Linked DNA regions of Homo sapiens: regions 2 and 3 are each linked to region 1. Evidence: chromatin contacts called from ENCODE Hi-C or POLR2A ChIA-PET data. All regions are on one chromosome and are shown on one strand. The core of a region is the stretch at or near the end of the contact, and the rest is flanking DNA. Distances in the headings are between cores, read along the strand shown.

The links. Hi-C counts contacts between places; a loop is a spot of excess contacts on that map. ChIA-PET counts read pairs that join two places held with the same protein, here RNA polymerase II (POLR2A). Pooled maps may share reads with other maps.
Region 2: a loop to region 1 is called in a pooled map, with 4 times the contacts of the local background. The contact joins the promoter of CD3E here to the promoter of DDX6 in region 1. A Hi-C loop is called at or near these places in 4 of 50 pooled maps. POLR2A ChIA-PET finds 5 or more read pairs at or near these places in 2 of 52 experiments (IMR-90 and activated T-cell).
Region 3: a loop to region 1 is called in a pooled map, with 5 times the contacts of the local background. The contact joins the promoter of TTC36-AS1 here to the promoter of DDX6 in region 1. A Hi-C loop is called at or near these places in 5 of 50 pooled maps. POLR2A ChIA-PET finds 5 or more read pairs at or near these places in 3 of 52 experiments (A673, HEK293 and activated CD4-positive, alpha-beta T cell).

What each region holds. Positions count from the first base shown.
Region 1 is chr11:118,788,101-118,793,257 of GRCh38, reverse strand. DDX6 (DEAD-box helicase 6) reads left to right here and starts at 2,094. Exons shown (of 14, transcript NM_004397.6): 1 at 2,094-2,160. RefSeq lists enhancers at 209-318, 707-1,262, 1,879-1,988, 3,299-3,478, 2,937-3,494 and silencers at 1,319-1,608, 2,059-2,388, 3,019-3,098.
Region 2 is chr11:118,302,421-118,307,577 of GRCh38, reverse strand. CD3E (CD3 epsilon subunit of T-cell receptor complex) reads right to left here and starts at 2,848. Exons shown (of 9, transcript NM_000733.4): 1 at 2,802-2,848; 2 at 2,577-2,684; 3 at 270-290. The coding sequence starts at 2,625.
Region 3 is chr11:118,528,990-118,533,589 of GRCh38, reverse strand. It overlaps TTC36-AS1 (TTC36 and KMT2A antisense RNA 1), which reads left to right and starts at 2,815. Exons shown (of 3, transcript NR_120574.1): 1 at 2,815-3,086. It overlaps TTC36 (tetratricopeptide repeat domain 36), which reads right to left. Exons shown (of 3, transcript NM_001080441.4): 3 at 2,597-2,936. The coding sequence ends at 2,674. It overlaps TMEM25 (transmembrane protein 25), which reads right to left and starts at 2,398. Exons shown (of 9, transcript NM_032780.4): 1 at 2,356-2,398; 2 at 1,719-1,815; 3 at 1,129-1,440; 4 at 383-673; 5 at 39-170. The coding sequence starts at 1,788. RefSeq lists silencers at 2,151-2,250, 2,281-2,720, 2,841-3,120, 3,642-3,936.

The DNA of each region.
Region 1 (5,157 bases), core at 845-3,344:
CATGCTGTAAATTTAAAATAAAAAAAAAATGTAAGCCGAACCTTCTTTTTAACCTTAAGAATAGTCTTCACTATTCTCCACCACCTTCCCACCGGCTGTGTAGAAATAACGACCACCAAATGAGAATAGGCTATTTACTCAGAGCTGGCAAGAGTCAGCCGCGACCCATCACTTGATTTAACAGACTCATAGGCAGGCAGGGGAGTGGAAAAGCTTTACATATACTGAAAAAAGGGAGAAACTTCAGGTTGGCTCTGATTGGAGGATGTTGGCATCGGGAAGTTGGAGGAGGGCTATACTAGAAGCAGGGCTTCTTACGCGATTGGTGTGAGGAGCACATTTGGCTTTCTCTGATTGGCCCAGAGCTGGAAGCAGGGGCAAGAAATAGGGAAGCTGCCGGTTAAAGATTAAGTCCTGACCCTTCTGGCCGATTACTGAAGAGGTTATGGGTAGGAGGTCATGGTTAGGTTTGGCCATTCTTTGTATATTCAGTCTCTCAATTGGGTGAGGATTAGATTTTGTTTCTCTTGACCTAGCTAGCTTTTAGCTCCAAAGTTTTGTTTAACTTGGAAGAAGACAGCAGTTCTATTATTTCTGTCAAGGATAAACACAGACATTGGGATCTGAAAAGTATTATGGGAACATACATAAATATCTTCATAGTGAGGGTCAGGCCGGAGAGTCACCCTTTGCCTTAAGCTTCTCCATTTCCTTACTGAATTCCTATTTCTATTATAACTGACGCTTCACTAGCTTCCCTCCCTTTAGTGGAGGGCCCGGCCTCCTCCGCCCCTACTTTCTTCAGTCTTGCCCTTCGAGGGCAGGAGAAGACGGTTGCGCCCTACTAACTCTTCACCTTACAGTCCAGCTTCTCCCCCCACCACCCCGGTGCGCTCTCTCGGTTTGCTACCCTCTCCACCAGGCCTCCCCACTCCACCTGCGCAACGCCCCCAGCTCCGTGCTCTCCGGAGTAATCCCCCCTCAGTCGCACTCTCACAGCCCGGCCCCTGCCCCCGCCTCACCCCCAGTTGTGCCTTCACCTCCCGGTTCCTCCTAGACAGGTCCCCCAAGATACGCCCTCACAGTCCGGTCCCCCGCCGTCCTCTCCCGGCGCACGCTCAAGTCCGGTGCCTTCCCCCCGCAGACCCCCGAGGCGCACCCTCAAGCTCGGTGCCTCTGCGCCCCCCGCAGGGGCGCCCTCAAGCCTGGTACCCTTCACATGAGAGCCCCCCGGGCGCACCCTCAAGCTCGGTGTACCCCCCCATACCACCCGCAGGCGCGCCCTCATGCCCGAAGACTTCCCCCGCCCAGGTGCACCCTCAAGCCCGGTGCCTTCCCCCACAACCAGCGCCCCCAGGCGCACCCTCAAGCCCGGAGCCTACCCGCCGCCAGGCGCGCCCTACAGGCTCGCCCCGTCCCACCGCGCAGCGCCCCCCGCGCACTCTCTGGAGTCCTCCCTCCTGCCTGGTGCGGCCTCCGGGCCCGGTCGGCCCCCCTTCCTGCCCCCACACTCAGACGCGCGCCCGGCGTCTCCGGGTCGCTAGTTCCGCGCCTTCCTGCATGGAGGCGCGCCCCGAGAGGCTCGGACGCGGCCCCTTAGGCCCGGCATCAGCCTCCCCGGCCAGCTGGAGAAGTCAGGTCAGCTTCCTGTCCCCGAGCAGCTGCCCGGGGGCCAGTTTTCAAAACATATCCTTAGTCATGTAATAAAGAGATGTTCCTCTGGTCTCAACTCCCGATTTTTACTTTGGAGGGGCGAAGGCAGGCCTACCCTTGCCAGCCACCATTTCTCAATCACGTCGCGGCTGTGGAAAAGCAGCCGTCCTGTCCCTTCAGAAAGGAACTCGTATTTCCCCCTCGAACTTTTCTCGTCGGTGTGAGAGAAGGGCCCTCCATTTTCTCCTCAGGAAGCTTTCGCGGCCCGACTTCCTCTCACCACCAGGCCAGGAAGGCAGTGACGCCGCGGCGAATATAGCCGCGGCGGCCGAGGTTTCGCCATCTTGAGTGGAGGAGGAGCCGCGGTCGCCGCCATGCGGAGAGGCAGGGAAAGAGGGAGGAGGCGGCGGGCGGGCGAACGGGCGAGCGAGGGAGGGGGCAGAGGAGCCGAGTTAGCTCAGCCAGGCGGCGACTTCGGCGGCGCCACGAGAGCGGGCAGCGGAGGAGGTAGGGCTGGACAGCCGGGGGAGCCGGCGGCTCGGGCGGCTGGCCTGCGCGCCCCTCGGAGCGGGGCGGGGGCGGGGGCGAGAGGAGGCCGTAGCGAGAGGGCTGGGTGGGGGCGGGCGGAGGTTTCCGAGGAGGAAGGAGCGTCCGCCATTTTGGGAGCTTCGAGTCAACAATAAAGGACCGAGGGTGCCGAGCGGGAGTGGCCTCGTTGGTAGGACACGGGCCCGAGTCGCGAGGCTTGGGGTGAGGTGGTGGGGTCGAGGTCAGCGGTGCTTTGGGGGCTGTGGGGAGCCCCCCGGGCCGGCTCTGGGGGACTCTCGGGCGGAGGCCTAAGGCCTGGCCGGGCCTGGGGAGGAAGGCGGTCGGCAGCTGTGTGGGGTGGGAGCGCCTGAGAGGAGGCGAATATAGGAATGTGGTGCGCAGCAGGGTCGGCAGGAGGAACAGGCTAAGTACTCGGAGTAGCTTTATCGAAGATGAGGGAATATGAGGCCGAAGGGGGCGGCAAGGACTTAGGGGGATGATGGTGGAGGTTATAGGGTACGAGGCGGCCCTATAGGGGGCGGCAGGGACATGCTGTATTGGAGGGCTCGGTTTAGAAGCAAACCGGCCGCTGCTTGATTGCAGTAGGCCTTGCGGGTCAATAACAAGAGGGTATTTATGGAGCCCCCGACTCTTGGAGGAAAGGAGGGGGATTTCTGGTTTAGGGGGTCCATTTGGGGCCTCCTTGGGGGAGTCCCTATTGTTTGCTACTAATGGAGCGGTTGCTGGCTCATATTGCGCAGATAAGATTGCAGAGCCCCAACCTTTTGTGTTTATGGTCAGAAGTGTGTGTGTTTGGGGCGTGGGGCGGGGTGCGGGGGGACAAGAAATTTCCTTTCAGTTACGGGGTTCCAGTCATTAGTCAATGACTCTTTCCCGTATCTCTCTCCTTTCTCTTCCTCAGCCCCCATTTCCCTTCAGAATAAAACCCAGTCACTCCAACTTGCAGGCAAAGCTAGAAAAACTGCGCTGCATTTGCAAACAAAAGCTCTTGTTGGCGATGACGATACTGTTTTGGGTGTGAAACTGTCAATTGCTAACTACGATCTGTGAAGTGCTGTAATTAACTCCGCTAGGGGCTCCTCCCAACTAGTCTACGTTTCTTGTTGTTTGTTTTTTGTTTTTTTGTTTTTTGTTTTTGAAAATGTAGAAAACTTGCAAATCTAAATTGGGAAGGGGTAGGAGGAATATTTCCTTCTCTGAGAAAAAGCTGCAGTGCAGGTTTCAGTTTAAGAAGGGAGCAGTTATCACATAGTCTCATTTTGGATTTAAGGATATAGGAGGTCTTACTGTGCATGATGGACAGTAATGATGATATCGTTCGGTCTTTAGAGGTTGCCCTTTTCATCCTCTTAGTGCTCTGCAAACAGCTAAGTCTCTGTGAACTGCGTGATATCGCTGATCATAATATAAAACCGTCAATACAGGAAAGTAGCTGTTAACCATATCTGCTTAAGAGGTCAGAGTCTGAAGTAAACAGCTTTGTGTATGTGATAATCAGGATTTGCTTGTGAGCAACTTGTTCATTTTTTTTTTAAGGAAGGCATAATCAAGGAGCATTTTCTTCATAAATGTTGAGATCTGTTGACTTTAAAATTTTGAGTTTCACATGCCTTGGTGTATGGCAGAAAGAATCAGCACTCGTAAGCTAGTGTATTTTATATAAGAAATGTAACGGGGTTGCTGGGAGCGGTGGCTCACACCTGTAATCCCAGCACTTTGGGAGGCCAAGACAGGCGGATCAGCTGAGGTCAGGAGTTCGATACTAGCCTGGCCAACATGGCAAAACCCCGTCTCTACTAAAAATAGAAAAAATTTAGCTGCGCGTGGTGGCAGGCGCCTGTAATCCCAGCTACTCGGGAGGCTGAGACAGGGGAATCGCTTGAACCCAGGAGGCGGCGGTTGCAGTGAGCCAAGATTGTGCCACTGCACTCCAACCTGGGCGGCAGAGCGAGACTCCGCCTCAAAAAAAAAAAAAAAAAAAAAGTGTAACGGGGTTAAATCAAAAGCCAACAGAGTAGGGCTTTGTTTTCGTGTCTTTGTATGTTTTTATTAACTCCAATTAAAAGTAAGATTTCAGCCGGGCACGGTGGCTCTCGCCTGTAATCCTAGCACTTTAGGAGGCTAAGGCGGGCAGATCATTTGAGGTTAGGAGTCCAAGACCAGCCTGGCCAACTTGATAACACCCCGTGTCTACTGAAAAATACAGAAATTAGCCAGACCTGTAATCCCACCAAGCTACTTGGGAGGCTAAGGCATGAGGATCGCTTGAACCTGCGTGGTGGAGGTTGCAGTGAGCTGAGATCGGGCTACTGCACTCCACTCTGGGCAACAGAGTGAGACTCTGTCTCAAAAATAATAGGCCGGGCGTGGTGGCTTACGTCTGTAATCCCAGCACTTTGGGAGGCCGAGGCGGGCGGATCACCTGAGCTCAGTTGTTCAAGACCAGCCTGGCCAACATGTCGAAACCCCGTCTTTACTAAAAATACAAAAATTAGCTGGGCATGGTGGCGCATGCCCGTAATCCCAGCTACTCAGGAGGCTGAGGCAGGAGAATGGCGTGAACCCAGGAGGCGGAGCTTGCAGTGAGCTGAGAGCGCGCCATTGCACTCCAGCCTGGGTGACAGTGCAAGATTCTGTCTCAAAAAATACAATAAAAAATAAAAGTAAGTAAGATTTCCATTTACGGGATAATTTTAAACTGAGGTTGACTAGTTTTGTGGGTTTTGTTTGTTTGTTTGCTTTGTTTGTTTTTAAGTCAGAGTATTGCTCTTGTTGCCCAGGCTGGAGTACAATGGCATGATCTGGACTCACTGCAGCCTCCACCTCCTGGGTTCAAGTGATTCTGCTGCCTCAGCCTCCTAAGTAGCTGAGATTACAGGGCCACCACGCCCAGTTAATTTTTGTATTTTAGTGGAACGGAGTTTCACCGTGTTGGTCAGGTGGTCTTGAACTCCT
Region 2 (5,157 bases), core at 1,599-4,098, 490 kb after region 1:
ATGAAAACTGTTAGTGCTTTCAACTTCATTTAAGTCTCAATTTTTCTTTTGTATGGTTAAGACTCATTATTTCCTGCCTCTGTTGCTTCCCTCTTCTGGGCTAGAAATATCTCCAGACTTGTGAGGAAAGTCAAAGGGGTAGATGGCAGAAACTCCTTTTCCTGACCTCTGTGGAAGTTCTGTGGGAGGCCTAAGAGAAAGCTCCATTCATAACTACAAAGAATGATGGGGTGATTTCATAAAAAAGAAAGAAAGAAAGCATATCTCACCATCTTGCCCCCAAACGCCAACTAGAAAATAAATAAGAAAAAAAAAGTGTTAGTAAATGTTGTGGGTACCTGCATTCCTAAACAGAAAAAGGGCTGTGTTGCAGTATGACCACTGATGACATCTGATGTCCTTCCCTCTTGCTGCTGGGTCACAGCCATTTCTACACCCTAGAACAGTGGAACTTACTGCTGGTATTGACCAGGGGTTCCCAGGAAATTTGGGGGGAAATAGAGGAAGGAAGCATCTAGCATTAACTATGAGCCCACAATTTTTGACAAGCAGGAGTCAGAAAAAGTTAGGACCATTTTTTGGACGACTAGAGACATAGCAAAAGAATTTTGCCCCCAAGCCTCCATTTTGAACATTGGTGTCTGTGGAAGAAAAACACGCTCTTGGTTGGGTACAAACACTGGGATTCTTGTTCCATCTCTGGCTCTGCTTTTCTGGTGGTTCAGTTTTTCCATTTGTTTTCTGCTTGAGACAGAGATGGAAATATTTGAAACCCTGATTACTCATCAACTAGGGCCTGTGCATTGAAGAGCCTGACCACATTTCCACCGGGCCCTCCAGGATGCCCTCACTCAGCAATACCCTGGATTCATTACAATGATCAGTTTCCCTGGCATTGCCTGAAAGCTTTCTGCACACCTAGGCCTTTCTTTTACTGAAACCTCTACACAGGGGGAGACAGGATCCCCACTTTCCTATCCCCAGAGCAGACTGGGCACATTCCTATGATGCCAGATGTCTAGAGGTGATTGGGTCTTTGATACTGTCTCTTTTATTTATTTATTTATTTATTTATTTATTTATTTATTTATCTATTTTGAGACACTCCAGGCTGGAGTGCAGTGGCTTGATCATGGCTTACTGCAGCCTCGACCTCCTGGGCTCAAGTGATCCTTCCACCTCAGCCTCCCAAGTAGCTGGAACTATAGGTGTGTGCCACCTTGCCTGGCTAATTTTTAATTTTTTGTAGAAATGGGGTTTCACTACTTTGCCCAGGCTGGTCTTGAACTCCTGAGCTCAAGTGATCTTCCCACTTTGGTCCCCCAAAATGCTGGGCTTACAGGCGTAAGCCACTGCACCTGGCCCTTCTCCTCCTCCTCCTTCTTCTTTTTTTTAAGGAAAAGCATACTTTATAACACAGGTCTCTAAGAAAATGCCTGGCCACTCCTTACAGGAGTCACATCCTGCCCCTCGCTACTCAATATGTTCCTAGGACCAGCAGCAGATTAATAAACTTGAGAGCGTACTAGACATGCGGAATCTCCATTTCCAGTCTGGGTCTTTTGAAACAGAAGCTGCATTTTTAACAAGATCCCCAGGTGATTTGTGTGCACATTCAAGACGTGAGAAACCCAAGATGAAGCAGGAAGTGGAGACATCGTTGCTGTGGGTCTGAGACGGGAGCACCAGCTGTGATAGTGTTTTCTAGGTCTTTGAAATAAAACCATCACGAGCCATTTTGCCTCATGTGGTGCAGCCATTTAGAGTACAAACAGTCCTGGTCTCACAGATTGGCTTCGGCACTTACTATGTGGTTTAAAACAAGTTATTTAACTTTTTTGAGTATCAATTTCTTAATCTGTGAAGTAGAGAGGACTTATCAGTTTATATAGTCAAAATTAAAAAGAATTTTAAAAAGAGGATATAACACCTTCCTTCCTAGGCAGAAGTAGGATTAAACCAGTTAACACGTCTAAATAATTTTTTCTTTACACAGTATCTGACAATAAATGGCAACTTTTTTTGGTATTATTTATCTCATATGAGATACAGAAATGCTCTTGGTTATTTATCAATTCATAATCCATCTTGCTTCAAAAAAATGAAATAAACTGAAAGTTGTTGGTCACTTGAAAAGGACTAAAAATTACGAGGCGTTTTATGGTCTCAAAGATAGTGAATTGCTATATATGCCCTGTGCAGAGTTTGGACGCAAGTATCTGGTCTCTTCAAAACAAGGAGTGGAGCTTCGCTCTTCCAGTCTCTTTTGGGTTAGTTCTGGAGGGCTGGGTAAGTTGGAATGAGCTCGTACTTAGAGGTAGCGAGACCTCTCTGCTCACAATAGCTATGATCACCCCAACTGCTCTTCTTTGCCTGCTCCCCGAACGCTCTCCCAGGCACCCGTGGCCTATCTTTTTCTTTAGTCCCCAGCTCTAATCCCTCACCCTAACATAGCACAAACAGTTCCTTACATCTGGTAAATGAGGCTCCTTGGTGCCACTAGGCAGTGCCAGGTAAGGCTGTAAGCCTTCCAGCGGTCTGGAGACACACCACCCTTTCCACTCCATCCTACTCACCTGATAAGAGGCAGAGGCCCAGAACTCTCCAGTGAGTGCCCGACTGCATCTTTGTTTCATGGGACTGTTACTTTACTAAGATGGCGGAGGCCAGCAGACTTACTACTTCTGGAAAAAAAGCAAAACAGATGACTTTTTCAAAACATCTGCTAGAGATAAGGACCCTGGGGCCATTGTTCCCAATGCTAGGATGAAAAAGGAGGGCTTTATAAGAGAGAGACTCACCATTTTCTGAAGCAGGCACCTGAGGCTGGGAGGGGAGGAGGGTTTCTGAACCCCACACAGGAAGTAGAGAGGCCTCTGGGCCTGCGGGTTTTACCTCACTTGGAAACGTTCAAGGCAGAGGCCTCCACCTGGACTGGTTGAAGAAAGCTGGGTCCCACAGCCTTCCTAGAAGGCCAAACAAGAGGACTCTGACAATACCTGGAGGGGCCATGAAAAATACATGACATTTAGCTGTCCAGACCATGTAGTAGGTTGGCACAAAAGTAACTGCAGTTTTTGCCATTAAAAGTAATTGTAATACAATATGCCTCCACATTGCGGGGTCTTCCTTCCTCTATAAGCTCTGACAGGAAGAGGGAGATGCACTGAACATTTGCTTTCTGTGTGGTGGATCTGGCATGGAGCAGCAGGGTGCAGCCATCTTATTAACAAAACTTGTTGGCTTGAAAATACATGTTGACTTAAATCCATAAGAATTAAATCCAAAGAAAAAATGCCACTTTTTACCTATATTCTTTACAAAAATATTTAAAAACACAAGACTCAATGTTGAACAGGGTAAAGAGTGATAGTGTCAAAGTCTGCTGGTATGAGTGTGAATTGATGTAACCTTTCTTTATGTTTAAGCATGCATTAATCAAATGCTTACTATATCCAAGCACCGTTCTAAGAGCTTTTCTGATATATCTTATTTAATCCTCAAAACGACCCTCTAAGGTAAGTATTATTTTTATTTTTATTTCCATTTTATACTTGAGCAAACTAAGGCTCAGGCAGGTTATCTAAGTTGCAGATTACAGAGCTGGGACTCTAGAAAACATTTTGATGAAATTCACTTATTTAATACATATTTTCTGTCTACTGTACTGTAGTTATATGCTGGGTGCTAGTAATACAGGAGAAACAAGATAAATAGTCCTCTTGGATAAAAAAGGAAATGTGGAGATTAAACAGATAACCTCATAACCAATAACCATGCCCCGCATGATGGTGTACACCTGTATTCCCAGCTACTCAGGAGGCTGAGGCAGGAGGACTGACTGAGCCCAGGGGTTCGAGACTGCAGTGAGTGTGATTGTGCCTGTGAATAGCCACTGCGCTCCAGCCTAGGCAACATAGTGAGATCCCATCTCTAAAAAACCCCCCAGATAACTTCAGGAGATTGATGCTAAGAAAAAAGACGTTCAGGTGCTGTGGGAGTGATAGAAGGGATCTAAGATAGTCTGGGGTGGGATGGGGAAGAGAAGGTCCCCCTGAGCAGGTGACATCTAAGCTGAAATTTGATGGAGGAACAGCAATGAACCAGGTGGAGTGGAAAGCATTCCAGATAGAGGCAGCAGCATGTTTGAAGTCCAGAGATGAGGAAGAGAAATGGAAAATCCAGCACGGCAGGTAACAGGGAGAACGAGGAGTGTAAGAAATAATATAAGAAATTCGCCAGATATGGTACTTTGGGAGGCCAAAGCAGGCAGATTGCTTGAGGCCAGGAGCTCAAGACCAGCCTGAGCAACATGGTGAAACCCTATCTCTACAAAAAAATACAAAAAATTAGCCGGATGTGATGGTGCTCACCTGTAGTCCCAGCTACTCGGGAGGCTGAGGTGGGAGGATCACTTGAGCTCAGGAGGTTGAGGCTGCAGTCAGCTATGATTGTGCTACTATGCTCCAGCCTGGGCAATAGAGCAAGACCCTGTCAAAAAATAAAAATGAAAAAAATAAAAGAGATAGGAAACTCAGCAGGGGCCAGATGGGAAGGGATTTGCAAGCTATGTTAGGGATTCTTAAGGATTTTCTTAGGGCTGTAGGAAGTATTCAAATAGTTTTAAAAAGGTGAGTGACAGTATCAAATTCTTATAATATTCAAATGGAAAAAGTTGGGGTTTTTTTTAGATGAAGTCTCACTTTGTTGCTCAGGCTGGAATGCAATCGTGCGATCTTGGCTCACTGCAACCTCCCCCTCCTGGGCTCAAGGGATCCTCCTGTCTCATCCTCCCAGGTAGCTGGAATTGCATGTGCCTGCCACCACGCCCAACTAATTTTTGTATTTTTGGTAGAGATAGAGTTTCACCATGTTGCCCAGGCTGGTCTCGAACTCCTGAGCTCAAGCGATCTGCCCACCTTGGCCTCCTGAAGTGCTGGGATTACAGACATGAGCCACCATGCCTGGCCAAAATGAAAAAAGTTTTAATGATGGAAGTAATACGTGCATGTTAAAAACAATGCATATAGAAGGGCTGTATAACAATAGCCCCTGTTCTACCTTGCTTCACCCCTACACTTCTCCCTAGAGAAAACAACTTTTAAGTTTTTCAACTTTTTTTTTTTTTTCCTGGTGGTTACCTTCGTGTCTGTAAAT
Region 3 (4,600 bases), core at 1,566-4,065, 260 kb after region 1:
TGACCTCATCCACACTGCCCCCAGTGTCCCTGGCCTACCTTTGGTTTTCTTCTCTTTTCTGCAGACCAGGCAGGCCACCAAGGTGCTGAACCCCACGAGGGTGCCCAGTGCAAGCCCAGCAGCCACAACAATGCCCAGCAGTGGCACTTCCACCCGGGTAGCCAGAAGCCCTGGAGGATGTCCTCTGTGTCAGGTCCCAAGTGGGTAGTGCCCCAGCCCCAACATGCCATAGGTACTACTCTGCCCTCCTTGCCCAGGGTGGCTGGGGACAGTTCATCCACAAGACCCAACCACAGGGCAACAAGTATTCCCATTTCTGTATGGGGACGGGACCCCTGAGCCCACCTGAAGCTTTGCAGGGCCGCTTGCTGGCCATGCTCACCTGGGGCTGGAAGCGACGCACTGGTGACACCCACGTCATTGGTGGCCACCACCGAGAGGTTGTGTGCCAGGCTGCGGAGCTGCAGCTGCACCGTGTGGTTGGTGAGCCAGGGGTAGTTCTGCGCATCCAGCACCAGGAAGTCAGAGGTGTTGACAGTCACTGGCCCATCCTGGTCGATCCAGGTGACATTGGCCGGCGGGTTGGCACGCACCAGGGCAAACAGGACAACCAGGAGGCCTGGGCCCTGAGCTTCCTGGTACTTGGCGCCGACTTGGGCAATCTCTGGCTTGACTGGTACAAAGCAGAGGCCAATATGCTCTCACCACAGCCCCTCATACTTCTAGCCCTTTCTTCCCAAACCCAGATGGGAGCCAGGGGCCTGGGCCTCTCCTCAGAGGGGATGCTGAGGAACAGGATGGCTGGGTCTGCCAGAGAGGCAGCATTTCGGAGTGATTATGAGTGTAAATACTAGAGCCAAATGCCCAGATGTGAATCCTGGCTCTGCTTCTTACCAGCGGGATCATCACCCTGGGCAGATTGCTTACCTCTTTCTGCCTCAGTTTTCTTATTTGTAAAATGGTGACGACAATAGTAATGACCTCATGGGGTTACTCAGAGGATCAAATGAGTTCATATTTGCAAAGTGCTTAAGTGTCTGCTAAATGTCCTGCGGACCACCTGCCTGGTGGGTGCTGGGGGTCCCTGGGCAAAGAACCTATCTCCCTGCCCACCTCAGGGCCACTCACATTGCACATTAAGGATGACAGAGGCGTTGGCTGATCGGCCACTTCTGGGGTCCTGCAGAGAGCAGTTGAGCTCATGCTGGGCCCGATGGGCAGTGACAGTGAAGGTGCTGGTGCCTCCAGAGAAGGCCTCCCCTCCCACGCTCAGCAGTCTTGAGGTGCTGGCCTCCTGCAGCTGTCCATCCAGATACCAGGCCAATCTGGGGGTGCCAGGCCCCCCTGCCACCCGGCAGGTGAAGGCGTGGCGTTCATTCTCCCGAAGTGCCCGCTCAGCCCAGGTCTGACCATCTATTTGTGGCTCCAACTCCCCCCAACCTGGAACACAGCAGGAGGCCTCTGGGAAGGGCTCAGGCACGGTTGGTACTGTGCTGTGACCAGGAATTGGCCCAGTGAGAAGAGCAGCAGGCCAAAGGAAAGGGCACCTGAGTCCTCTCACCAGGGACTGGCTGGTTGGACCTAGGGTAGGTGGGTGAAGGGGACAGGGACTCCAGGGCTTGGGGCCTGGAGTGGGTACCCAAACAGAAGTGCAGACAGGGGAGAGAGGGGGCTTTGGAACCCAGAAGGACTTGGTCAACGACTGAACAGGGGTGTACCTGAGCTCAGAAGGGCTGGCAGGAGCAGCAGTGTGTGCCGGAGGGCGGCTGGGCCTGGAGGCAGCGCCATGGTGGCCCGGGCCTAGGCCCTAGGCTGCTGAGAGAAGGGGGCGGGCCTGTCAGCCAGGTGACAGCAGGCAGGCCTAGCAATTGCTCCAGGAATTTACTCTCCAGAAACAAAAAGAACCATGTACGGAAACGCAAATGTAGACCAGCCCCCAGTGGCGAAGGCACGGACACGAACGGCAAAGCCCAAAGGCACAGACCCACCCAGCAGACACATGGACATCCTGCAGGCGCAGAAGCGAGCACTGACTCCAGGCTACAATACAAAGAGGCACACACCCGCAGATACGCAGAAGCAACGAGCATCCGTGCAACCACACCTTGCACACACGCACACTCACACACATACTCCACGCGCCCCTCCCCCAAAGGGATCGCCTTTCTCCTAATCCTATTCTCTCTCCTGCCCTGTTCCCATCCTCTCTCCTGCCCTGTTCTCTCTCCCATCCCTCGCCCTACGCCCCCTTTCCTGATGTTGGTGGCTCCGGTGGATGTCGGCGGAAGAGGAGAGGGTCGGAGGGTGGGGTCGCCGAGCATCCCGCCCCCGCCCCCCGCCACCGGGGCGGCTCACCTGGCTCCCTCCCCGAGCGCCGCCGGAGCAACTGCTCAGGTCTGATGAGCACCGCAGTCCGCTGCAGGGGCGGGGGCTGCGCCAGGCGGGGCCAATCGATGCCCGACCACGGGCCCGAGGGGCCCTTACCCGGCAGGTGGGCGGCCGCGGCTCACCACCCCCCGGCTGGTCCCCAGCCCGCGCCGAGTACCCCCGAGTGCCCTTCTCTCCGGGCGCGGGCAGGACGCAGGAGCAGGCGGAGTCGGTGAGGCCCGACGGCTTTATTGGTTCAGGGCCCAGTCCCGTCCCCTCGCCCGCGGACGCCCGGGTCCGCGGCGCTCAGCGGCTGTCACGGGGGCGGCGCAGCTGCCCCATCATGTCGGCCAGCATGCGGTTGCACAGCGCGGCGTAGGGGTTGAGCAGCACCAGCTGGCGCCGCGCGAAGGGGCTGCCCAGCCGTGCCGCCCTCTCGAAGTCCCTGCGGGCGTCGTCGTCTCGGCCCTGCAGCCGCGCCAGGAGTCCGCGCTGCACAAAGCTCTGGCGGGCGGCGCGGCCCCGGCCGCCGCTCAGCTCCACCGCGCGTTCCAGATCCTCCAGGGCGCCTGCGGGACCGACGAGACGGGCGGGGCGGGGGTCAGCGGAGGCCAGGGCGGCCTTGCCCGAGCCCCAGCCCACCTGCGGCCGCGCGGATCACCGTGGTTCTTGCGGCTCCCGGGCGTGGCCATTTACAACCCGCCTCGCACCTGCTAGAGGTACGGATCGTTATTCCCATTACACAGATGAAGACTGTGGAAGAGTTAAGCTCTACAGCCAAGCCACTTAGTGGCAGAGCTGGGACTGAAGTCCAGGTCTCGCCTTGTTCCTATTATTTTCCACCGCTAATACACGAAAACATGAACGTTGCAGGATTCTGAATGGCCACTATGTTTATGAGTCTGGCCCACTGCCCGGGCAAGTAGCAGCCAATTTATTCCACACCTGTTATTAAGCATCCACTATGTGCCAGGTGACTGACTCTGAATGTCAGGGTTCAAAAAATAATATTAACCGCACAATCATTTCTTACAAGTACAATCAAGACAGTTTCTCATTGTTTTCCTTTTGAGGGCCGTTTTCTCTTTTCCATTGCTTTCTTTAGAACACCTTCTCTCTCCCCTGTATCCTGGACTGATTGCCTTTCATCATTCTTTGGTTATCTCCATGTATCTAATTTCCTTGGTCCTGGAGCCAGAGCTGGCCTGCACCATTTTTATTGTTATTATTCTCATAAAATACTTGGGTTGGGCCTCAGAACTCTGAACTCAGAACTTCAGGCAGCCAGCCACCTTCTTAAAGTCCACCAGGCTGGCTTCTTTCGGGCTCTGCTTCAATTCACTCATGTTCTCTAGTCCCCCAAAGAGCCTGAGCCTCCGGAGAAGCGCTCAGAATGCAGTACTCCTTGGTTTCCCTCGGAGGAGCTGGTCTGGAGGAATCTCCAGTTGGAATCACCACTGCATCTCTCTGGGGTTTTGGTCTGCAGGCTGTCTCCAGTGATCTGGGGCAGATAAGCCTGGATAAGGGGCTCCTGGGAGGTTCCCATTGTTCCTGGAGTGGACTCAAAACTCCCTAGCCTGGCATTGCTGGTTCTGGGAGCACCTGTGTCACCACTGCTCCTAACAGTCAAGTAGTACTAGGTTTCCGTGGTTTATACCTTCACATTAGCCTCATCTTTGGTCCCCAGCATGGTCCCATTGTCTTCACTTAATTAGAATAACCTGAATGCAGCAGGAGTTTTGGACCTCTACAGACTGTACCTTCTCCACCCACCAACTAACTCCCACTCATCCTTCAAAACTCGCCCTTCAGGAACAGGTCCCACGCTGACCCCTCTCGAACTTGTTTTGCTGGTCTCAGAATTATGTGTCTGCCCTGCCTCCTGGACTGGGAGCTTTTCGAGGAGCAGTATCATGTGGGGATTAAGAGCACACACTCGAGCCCTACCACCTGGTTGACATCCCAGCTCTGCTGCTGCCTGACTGTATGATAGTGGGCAAGTTACTTAGCCTCTTCATGCTTCAGTTTCTTCATCTATAAACTGGGGATAACAATAGTACATACTTTTTAGGGTTGTTGTGAGGATTGATTTACTAGTTTGTATGTAAAGTGATTAATGCCTGGTACATAGTGACTGCTATATAAATGTTGGTGATCCATATACCTTTTATCTCAGTGTCCTCAGCACCAGCCTACTGCCACATAGTAGGCTCTCATTAACTGTTCCTTAATC